Linked DNA regions of Homo sapiens: region 1 is linked to region 2. Evidence: read pairs that join two places in POLR2A ChIA-PET (ENCODE). Cell type or tissue: GM12878. All regions are shown on one strand. Links, peaks and the distances in the headings refer to the core of each region. The heading gives the core; the rest is flanking DNA.

Region 1 (4,392 bases), core at 130-4,129, 69 kb before region 2:
GCTATGATCGCACCACTGCACTCCAGCCTAGGCTACAGAGGGAAACCCTGTCTCTAAAAACAATAAATTAATTTAAAATATAAAATAGGCCGGGCGTGGTGACTCACGCCTGTAATCGCAGCACTTTGGGAGGCCGAGACAGGCGGATCACGAGGTCAGGAGATCGAGACCGTCCTGGCTAACACAATGAAACCCTGTCTCTACTAAAAATACAAAAAAATTAGCTGGGCATAGTGGCAGGTGCCTGTATTCCCAGCTACTCGGGAAGCTGAGGCAGGAGAAAGGCATGAACCTGGGAGGCAGAGCTTGCAGTGACCTGAGATCGCACCACTGCACTCTGTCTGGCCTGGGCGACTGATTGAGACTCTGTCTCAAAAAAAAAAAAAAAAAAGAAAAAGAAATTGTATATATAAAATAAAACCCTACTAGTTTTGAGTAATACTTGGTATGCACACCTGGCAATGTTTGCTGAATGCCTAGGGTGCAGTATGGGTAGTGGCAAAGTGTTAGGTCTCCGAGGGAGATTGCCTGGGTTTGAATCCTGGTTTTGCCACTTGCCAGCTGTGTGACCATAGCAGCTACTTAACCTCACTAAGCCTTCATTTCTTCATTTTTCTTTTCTTTTTCTTTTTTGAGACAGGGTCCCGCTCCATCACCCAGGCTGGAGTGCAGTGGCTTGATCTTGGCTCAGTGCAACCTCTGTCCTCTGGGCTCAAGCAGTCCTCCCACCTCAGCCTCGCAAGTAGCTGGGACCACAGGTGTGCAACACCATGCCAGGCTATTTTTAGTAGAGACAGAGTCTGTTGCCCAGGCTGGTCTCACACTCTTGATCTCAAGTGATCTGCTGGCCTCGGCCTCTCAAAGTGCTGGGATTACAGGTGTGAGCGACCGCACCTGGCCTCACTTTTTCATTTTAATGAGTATAATAATAATAATATGTACTCCATAGGATTGTTACCAGCACTAGTCCATCTAAAGGACTTAGTACATGGCCTCACACCTCTTTAAATTCCTCTATAAATGGTAGGCACTAATGTTCATGTGTTAATAGGAAATATTACTCTCCTTGCCTCCAGTCCCCTCCCCAGTCTGTAGAAGGCAAATTGAGGCCCAAAAAAGTTCAGTGACATGAGCCAGACTGTGAAGCAAAACAACAGAGCAAAGATTGACATCTGGGAGGCCTGCTTCTTTGCTTAGTACCTGTTAGTCCCCACTATTTAGAGTTAGTTTTTCTTTTCTATCTTACCTTTATACCAAACAAACCCTCTTTCTGAAGCTCCCATTGGTTCATTCTGCTACCTTCAACTGAGAATAATTGAGCACCTCTTATGTGAGAGCATCATGGCCAACCCTGGACACCCAGGAATTGACATAGGATCTGCTCTTGTGAAGTTTGAGCTGTAGTGGTGACAAGTGCCAACAAATATTCACATCCACACATTGGAGTCACAGTCAGGGTTGAGGAGAACATACCCCCAGCAGGAGCAGCTCATGCAAAGCCACGAGGCAAAGGAGGACTTTGCAGAACAGAAACGTGGCCAGCATAGCTGTAGCAGAAGCTAGGGGAAAGAACAGGCAGTGGAACTGGAGGCACAGGCAGTATTCCTGGCATGCAAGGCCGTGTAAGAGAGTAATGAGAGGTCTTTGAAAGAGTTTAAATAATGAAATGTGCCCTTTTAAGATTACCTAATTACTATGTGAAGGAAGAGAAATGCGGGTCAGAAGATGGCAAGGATGGGAATTGAGGTATTGGTGGATTGAACTAGGTTGGGGGCAGTTGAGATAGAGAGAAGCGAATGGATTTGAGAGATATTTAGAAGGCAGACATGACAGAATATTAATTAATTAGGTGGTGGAGAAGGTGGTGAGAAACTGGTTTGGGGCAGAAGATGATCAGTTTTGTTTAGGACATGCTAACTTTAAGGCATCTGTGTAGCATTCCATGTGGGTGGTTGTATTTTTGTGCTCTGGAACTTGGAGGACAGGCCAGGTGCTTCTTTGTAGACCGGCTGGTGATCCGCTAAGACAGTTCTGCACGGTTTGGCCCGTTTTCTCTGACCCTGGGCTATCCCTGTTTGAATATTCTAATGTTGTGTTTCCCTTTGGCTTTTCAGGACTCCAGCCAGGCAATTCCTCTGGTGGTGGAAAGCTGTATCCGGTTTATCAGCAGACACGGTAAGCAGGATGACAGCCTTGTCCATATTTGTGCAAAGATTGGGAAGAACTTCCAGGAATTCTTTGTAGAGTAAGAATAGAGATTGACTTCCCATCCTGGCATTCTCAGAAAAGGAATAAATTCTTACTTGTCCACATAACTTTTGCTACCTCAAAATAGCCACACCTAGACATTGAAAGAAATGCATCATATATTTTGACACAAAATGCCTCAGCCACTTATCACGCAGCATTTTTTTAGCTTGAGAGTAAGTTTGAAATTGCAGCTGTTATGTAAATACAGCTGCTATTATGTGGTAACAGTAGTTTCACCATTACTCACAGTCTTTGCAAGTGTGGGTATCTCCCACTGTACAGCCTGACCATTTTGTCACTTTCTGTACCAGACTAGTTTGAAAACAACTCCTTTCCCAATGTTGCAGTGATTCCTAATAATCAGTTTTTGTTCTGGTTTGGTCTCACTGGATACAGCATGGCCAAGGGCTGAGTTAGTAGCTGGTCTTAAAGTTGTATCCAACTTTTGAGAATCTGCAGAGGCAGGCTGCTTCTCAGCCTAGGTGAAATCATACTCTCTTCTACTTGGATGAAGCTGAATCTTATAAACACCATTCCTCACCAGCTACTGGTCTCATTGGACAGAATTTAGCGATCGAAATAATTGCCAGAGAATTGATTTCCCAGGGATTAGAGTGTTTATAAAGGACAGAACTAGTGCTATGAAAATTTCTAGGAACTGAGCATCAGAAATTGTTTTTAGATGCTGTTCTTTCTGTGATAGGAAAAGGGGCAGAGTGACCTTTCTGGAGCTAAGGAGGTAGATAAAATATTGCTTGTCTAAATTCAGAGGCAGCTATTCTCTCTCCCTCTCCTTGTCTTTTTCTCTCCCTGTAAACTGGGACATTGCTCAGGTTCATTTTTGGAATAGTAATTATTATAGCATGGTTACAATTGATCTCATTCTAATCAGCTATAATTTTTAAATTTTATCCCTATTCATTTAAAGTAACAGCATTGTATATCAGTATTGAACAGTCAACAAATTTATCAAGTCCCTGATCAATGCTGGGTACCATGCATTGCCATGCAGGAAAACAGAAACAGGAATAATATACTCTTCCTGTCTTTAAGTGGTTTTGTGATGCAGTTGGGAGAAATAAGTAAGCAAGTGATAAGTTAAATAAAAAGGGATAAGCTGTGGTAATTCAGAATAGAGTATAAGAAATTTCACAAGATAGTAATGATTAACAGTCAAACAGTTTGCAAAGAAAAGTCCAAACGGAGTTCAGGGGAGGATGAATTATTTGTGCCTAAGAGACAATAGGAAGAAGAAAGTCTGAGCCACTGTTCATTAGCATACATTTCATTCATTGAACGAATACATATTAGTTGCTTATTATATCCCAACAAAAAGTTTCTGCCTTCATAAACCTTACATTCCACTGAAAGGTGGATAAGCAAATGACCAATTGATCAGCCAGTAAATACAGTATGTCAGGTATTGGTGAATGTCATGAAGAAAAGTAAAGCAGGGTGAGGGGATGGAGAAGGAAGAGGGAACACTGTTTGAAGCTGGTTCAGGGAAAAGGCCTCTCCTAAAGTGACATTAGGGCAGAGTTGTGAGGGAGTAAGCCTTGTGGATATCTGGGGAAGAGTATCTTGGGGAGCGGGAACAAGTGCAGAGATCCTTGCCATATGCAGGAAGCCAGCGTAGCTGGAGCAGAGCAAATGAAAAAGGAAGCGGCAGGAGATGAAGCTGGAAGCCAGACTCTTAGGGCCTCATGTGCTAGGATTGGATTTTATTCTGAGGAAGATGGGAAGCCACTGGAGAATTTTGAACAGGGAGTCATCTTTTTAAAGGATCCCTGATGCTCTATGGAGCTAAGACTGTAAGAAGGAGACAGGAAGCAACTGCAGTAGCCTGAGGAAGACATGATGGCGGCCTAGACCAGGGTGTTAGCTGTGGTATTTGCTGAAAAGTGGGCAGGTTCCAGATATTGTGGCATGAATGTACCTGTTTCTGCCCCTTACAGCCACAGTGCGTGAGTGCTTCACCATTACTGTGGTGAAGCTCTGGGGAAACAGGCACATTTATATGTTACTAATGGGAATGCAAACTGATACAACTCTTTGGAAGGGAATTTGGCAGTATCTAACAAAACTTCATATGCACTTACGATCCAGCAGATCCTAGGAATTCTAGAAATTTGCCATGAAGTT
Region 2 (4,392 bases), core at 279-4,278:
ACTCCCTCTGGTTTATAGGACTTCACTCCCTAGCCAACAGGAGAGGAGGCCTCCTGGGGTTTCCCCAGGGCAGTAGGTCAAACGACCTCATCACAGTCTTCCTTCCTCTTCAAGCGTTTCATGTTGAACACAGCTCTCTCCGCTCCCTTGTGATTTCTGAGGGTCACCACTGCCAGCCTCAGGCAACATAGAGAGCCTCCTGTTCTTTCTATGCTTGGTCTGACTGAGCCTAAAGTTGAGAAAATGGGTGGCCAAGGCCAGTGCCAGTGTCTTGGGGCCCCTTTGGCTCTCCCTCACTCTCTGAGGCTCCAGCTGGTCCTGGGACATGCAGCCAGGACTGTGAGTCTGGGCAGGTCCAAGGCCTGCACCTTCAAGAAGTGGAATAAATGTGGCCTTTGCTTCTGTTTCTGGTGGCTCTCCCTGGGCTGTGTCTGCAAGGCAGGGCTCTCAGCTGGGTGTGCTTGGCAACCAAGTGGGGTCTGGGCGGGGATCTGTGAGAAGTGCTGGGAAATGGGGGTGGGAATTGGTCATGTCCTGATTTCTGCCTTTCCCCTAAATGGGCCCTAATTTCAAGGAAGAACCCAAGGGGTGCCTTCCCATTCCTTCCATTCTCTTGCCCCCGCATCATTTGGAAAGCTGTGTGAGGGGCCTGGAACTTAGGGAGAAAGGTATTCTTCTTTTTTTTTTTCCTTCAAACCCACCATCTAAGTGGCTACTGCTTTTTTCCCATCTCCACAGCTATTCAAAACCTAGGCTATGTCCTAAATAGTGGGTTTGAATAGTATTATGGGTTATTTTAAGCATTCCTTCATTTTGTCTAGAATCTAGAGTGGTGCCTGGGCAAGGCATTCTGACTTTTGCAAACTGCTTGCAAATTTACCTCCAGCCTTCCCATAAACCAGAGCTGGACTACCCACCTACCTGGGTGGGTGAAGGAAGGGGAAGGGGAAATGCAGTAAGGTAGCCCCAGTAGGAGAGAGAGACGAGTGGGAAGCCCCACTGTGTGCTTCGAAGCGTGAAGACAGCATTATGCTTGACTGGAAATAACCCCAGAGATCCTTCCTGTCCATCTTCATGGGAGCCCCCACATCCTGAGGCCACTCTACTCACCTGGTAGGGCCAGAAATGGGGAAGGGTGAGTCCTGGAGGCTTCTGTCCTCTGTGGTGCTTCTCTGTGCAAAGACCAGCACTCTAAAGGCCTGGGGGAAGGTGGCTGGAGGTTGTTTCCTTGCATCAGGTCCAAGTGGCTTTGTGTTTGTTATTTGGGCCTCAAGCCCGTGGAGTCACTTAAGCCCAGGGGTTCAAGTCCTGGGGCCTCAGAGACCAGCTGCCGCCTTGATGTTCCTGGGTACTAGACCACCTCTCGTCCACTCTGCTGGCCTGAATTTCTGGCCAACACTTCCAGCCCATGAGTGGCCCTTCAGGGAAGTCCCACAATGGGTTTTCCCTGGCAGCAACAGCTTGCAAAACCCCATGTGCTTGGTGGAGCTCAGTGAAGGAGCCAGGGGATCCCTGAATGCCAAATACAGATTTTTGGGAGATGATATGATCCAGGCTGTATGATCTCATGAGCAAAGCCTATGAGATGTGGCGGACAAACTCACTCAAAGGCTTCAGTTCAGTTGTTTTTTTTTTTTAATTTTCCTTCTTTTTTTTTTTTTGGCAGGGTTTTGCTCTGTTGCCCAGGTTGCAGTGGAATGGTATAATCTTGGCTCACTACAGCCTCGACTCACTGTAGTGATCAAGCGATCACCACTACTACTCACTGTAGGACCAAGCAATCCTCCTGCCTCAGCCTTCCAAGTAGCTGGGACTACAGGCGTGCACCACCACACCCAGCTAATTTTATATTTTTTGTAGAGATGAGGTCTCACTATGTTGCACAAGCTGGTCTTGAACTCCTGAGCTCAAGCAACCCTCCTTTCTTGGCCTCCCAAAGTGTTAGGATTACAGGCGTGAGCCACCACGCCCAGTGGCTTCAGTTCATTTCTATGCAAGGCAGAGCTGCTGACATCAGTGCCTCCCTGGATCTGAGGTTCTGCAGAGCTGCTGATTCCATCTCAGTAGGAAATGAGGAACTGGACCAAGACCCAGAACAACCCATAAGATCCTCAGGTGTCTGAAGACCTCTTTAATGTACCTCTCCATTCTCTGCAGTGATTCCTAACATAACACTTAAAATGAAAAGAGCCCATTCAGTTCACCAGACATGATCTGAGCCCTTACAGTGTACCAGGCCCACGGGATGCTGGAACTACAGAGGTGACTAAGCCACCTTTCTGGCTCATGGGGAGCTCACCTCTATGGGGGAAGACAGGTATGCCACAGATAGCTTCCCATCATGGAGGAGGTGCTATGCTAGGAATGCAAACATCCAGTGTGGTCCTGAGTCACCATCCTCACAGGGGAGGGTGCTTAGGTCAGGCTGGGAAACTTCCTAAGTGTCAGGGAGTGACTGAGAACAGGTGAATCCAAAGTGGTCTTAGCAGGTGAGCAGGTGATACCTAGCAAAGAAGGTGTGGGAGGCATTCCTGGCCGTGGGAGCAGCAGTGGCACAGGCATGGGAAGAGCTACTAGTATTTCTATATGACTGGAGAGTAGGTTAAAGTAGGATGCTGGTATTGTGGAAAGGGAGGAGCCAGTCCAAAAGGTCCTTGCAGGCCACACTGAGGAACTTGGACTTTACCCCAGAGGACCACAGAGAGGTTTTAGGTCAAGTCCAACTGGTATTTTAAAGATACTACTCCTCGGTGCCCGTGTGGTGAGTGGAAAGTTGTGGGTAGGAATAGATTAGCTATGTGCATAAAGTGCCTAAAACTCAATATTATTATTATTATTGTTATTATGTGAGACGCAGTTTTGCTCTTGTTGCCCAGGCTGGAGTGCAATGGCACTATCTCGGCTCACCGCAACCTCTGCCTCCCGGATTCAAGCGATTCTCCTGCCTCAGCCTCCTGAGTATCTGGGATTACAGGCGTGTGCCACCACGCCCGGCTGATTTTGTATTTTTAGTAGAGGCGGGGTTTCTCCATGTTGGTCAGGCTGGTCTTGAACTCCTGAGCTCAGGTGATCCACCCACCTCGGCCTCCCAAAGGGCTGGGATTACAGGCATGAGCCACCGCACTGGCCCCAAACACAGTATTATTAACACAATAGTTCTCTGCATACTCCGCTCACCTTCCCCATCCCCTCCCCACCTCATTCAGCTATGAGCCCCTGCACAGGGTAGGTAGAGGAAACAAGTTCTTGTCTCGTATGGGCTGAGTCGGGGGCTCAGATCAGTCACAGATATCTGGGAAGATTCCATGTGGCATTCAGATTCATGGCTAGCAGCCTCTTAAAACAGGCTGATCCAAGCTAAAAGGGGGCCTAACTGGAAGGATGAGGGGGCCTGTCCCAGGAACCCAGGCAAGAAGTACAGTCAGTTCTGGAGGGCAGGGCGCTACAGGGCTATATCTCTCTTTCTCTCCCAGAATCCACACAGTTTCCTCTCTTGAGACTGGTGTCCTGGTTTCAAAACACATATTCTGGGATCCCACTCAGCTCCTGAATCCAATCCGTAAGGGTGTGGCTCAGGAATCTGTATTATTGATGAGCTTCCCTGGTGATTCTCACACCAGCTCAGGTTTGAGAACACTGAGGCAGAGTTTACAAAGATCCTGCAGAGGGCATGTGAATGGCCCAACAGAGGCCAATTGGCAGTGCGTGGTACACTGGACCAGGCACCCCACTCCACACCCACCCTGAGAGCTGAGGCCAGGGCAGCCAGTCTAAGGACAGGATGGATCTCAACCATGGCCAGGCCACCCTCCTACTGGAACCACCGTTTGCTTTCATGGAGCCACCTTGCTTCAGTATCCTCACAGGATTGCTGCAACTGGTCATTTTGGGTTCACTTCCAAACTGCTTCAAAGATTTTTATTTATGTTTATATATTTATTTTTTTTTAAGACAGAGTCTCGCTCTGTTGCCCAGCTGGAGTGCAGTGGTGCGATCTTGGCTCACTGCAACCTCTGACTCCCTGGTTCAAGTCATTCTCCTGCCTCAGCCTCCCAAGTAGCTGGTACTACAGGCATGCACCACCACGCCCAGCTAATTTTTGTATTTTTAGTAGAGACAGGGTTTCACCACGTTGGCCAGCATGGTCTCGATCTCCCGATCTCCTGATCCGCCCACCTCAGCCTCCGAAAGTGCTGGGATTACAGGCATAAGCCACCGTGCCCGGCCTATATTTTTATTTATTTATTTATTTATTTATTTATTTATTTATTATTTATTTATTTGAGACAGAGTGTCACTCTGTCCCCCAGGCTGGAGTTCCGTGGCGTGATCTCGGCTGACTGCAACCACCTCCCAGGTTCAAGCCATTCTCCTGCCTCAGCCTCCCGAGTA

The links. ChIA-PET counts read pairs that join two places held together with the same protein. Peaks named below come from ENCODE experiments on the same cell type or tissue, not always from the same donor. Only the 100,000 strongest peaks of a DNase experiment are listed, where the experiment ranks them.
Region 1: POLR2A ChIA-PET joins it to region 2 with 5 read pairs; 4 of 35 experiments call an interaction of 5 or more read pairs at or near these places.

Annotation. Positions count from the first base shown.
Region 1 is chr1:206,428,048-206,432,439 of GRCh38, forward strand. It overlaps SRGAP2 (SLIT-ROBO Rho GTPase activating protein 2), which reads left to right. Exons shown (of 23, transcript NM_015326.5): 14 at 2,115-2,175. Among named protein-coding and RNA genes, the nearest start is that of IKBKE, 40 kb to the right of the region's middle. In GM12878, for the core only: no CTCF peak of the experiment used is centred there; a DNase peak (open chromatin) is centred at 2,484.
Region 2 is chr1:206,496,484-206,500,875 of GRCh38, forward strand. It overlaps IKBKE (inhibitor of nuclear factor kappa B kinase subunit epsilon), which reads left to right. Exons shown (of 22, transcript NM_014002.4): 22 at 1-406. IKBKE-AS1 (IKBKE antisense RNA 1) reads right to left here and starts at 1,245. Exons shown (of 2, transcript NR_172918.1): 1 at 1,111-1,245. RefSeq lists an enhancer at 1,190-1,339. In GM12878, for the core only: no CTCF peak of the experiment used is centred there; no DNase peak of the experiment used is centred there; H3K4me3 peaks cover 440 bases; H3K27ac peaks cover 1,302 bases.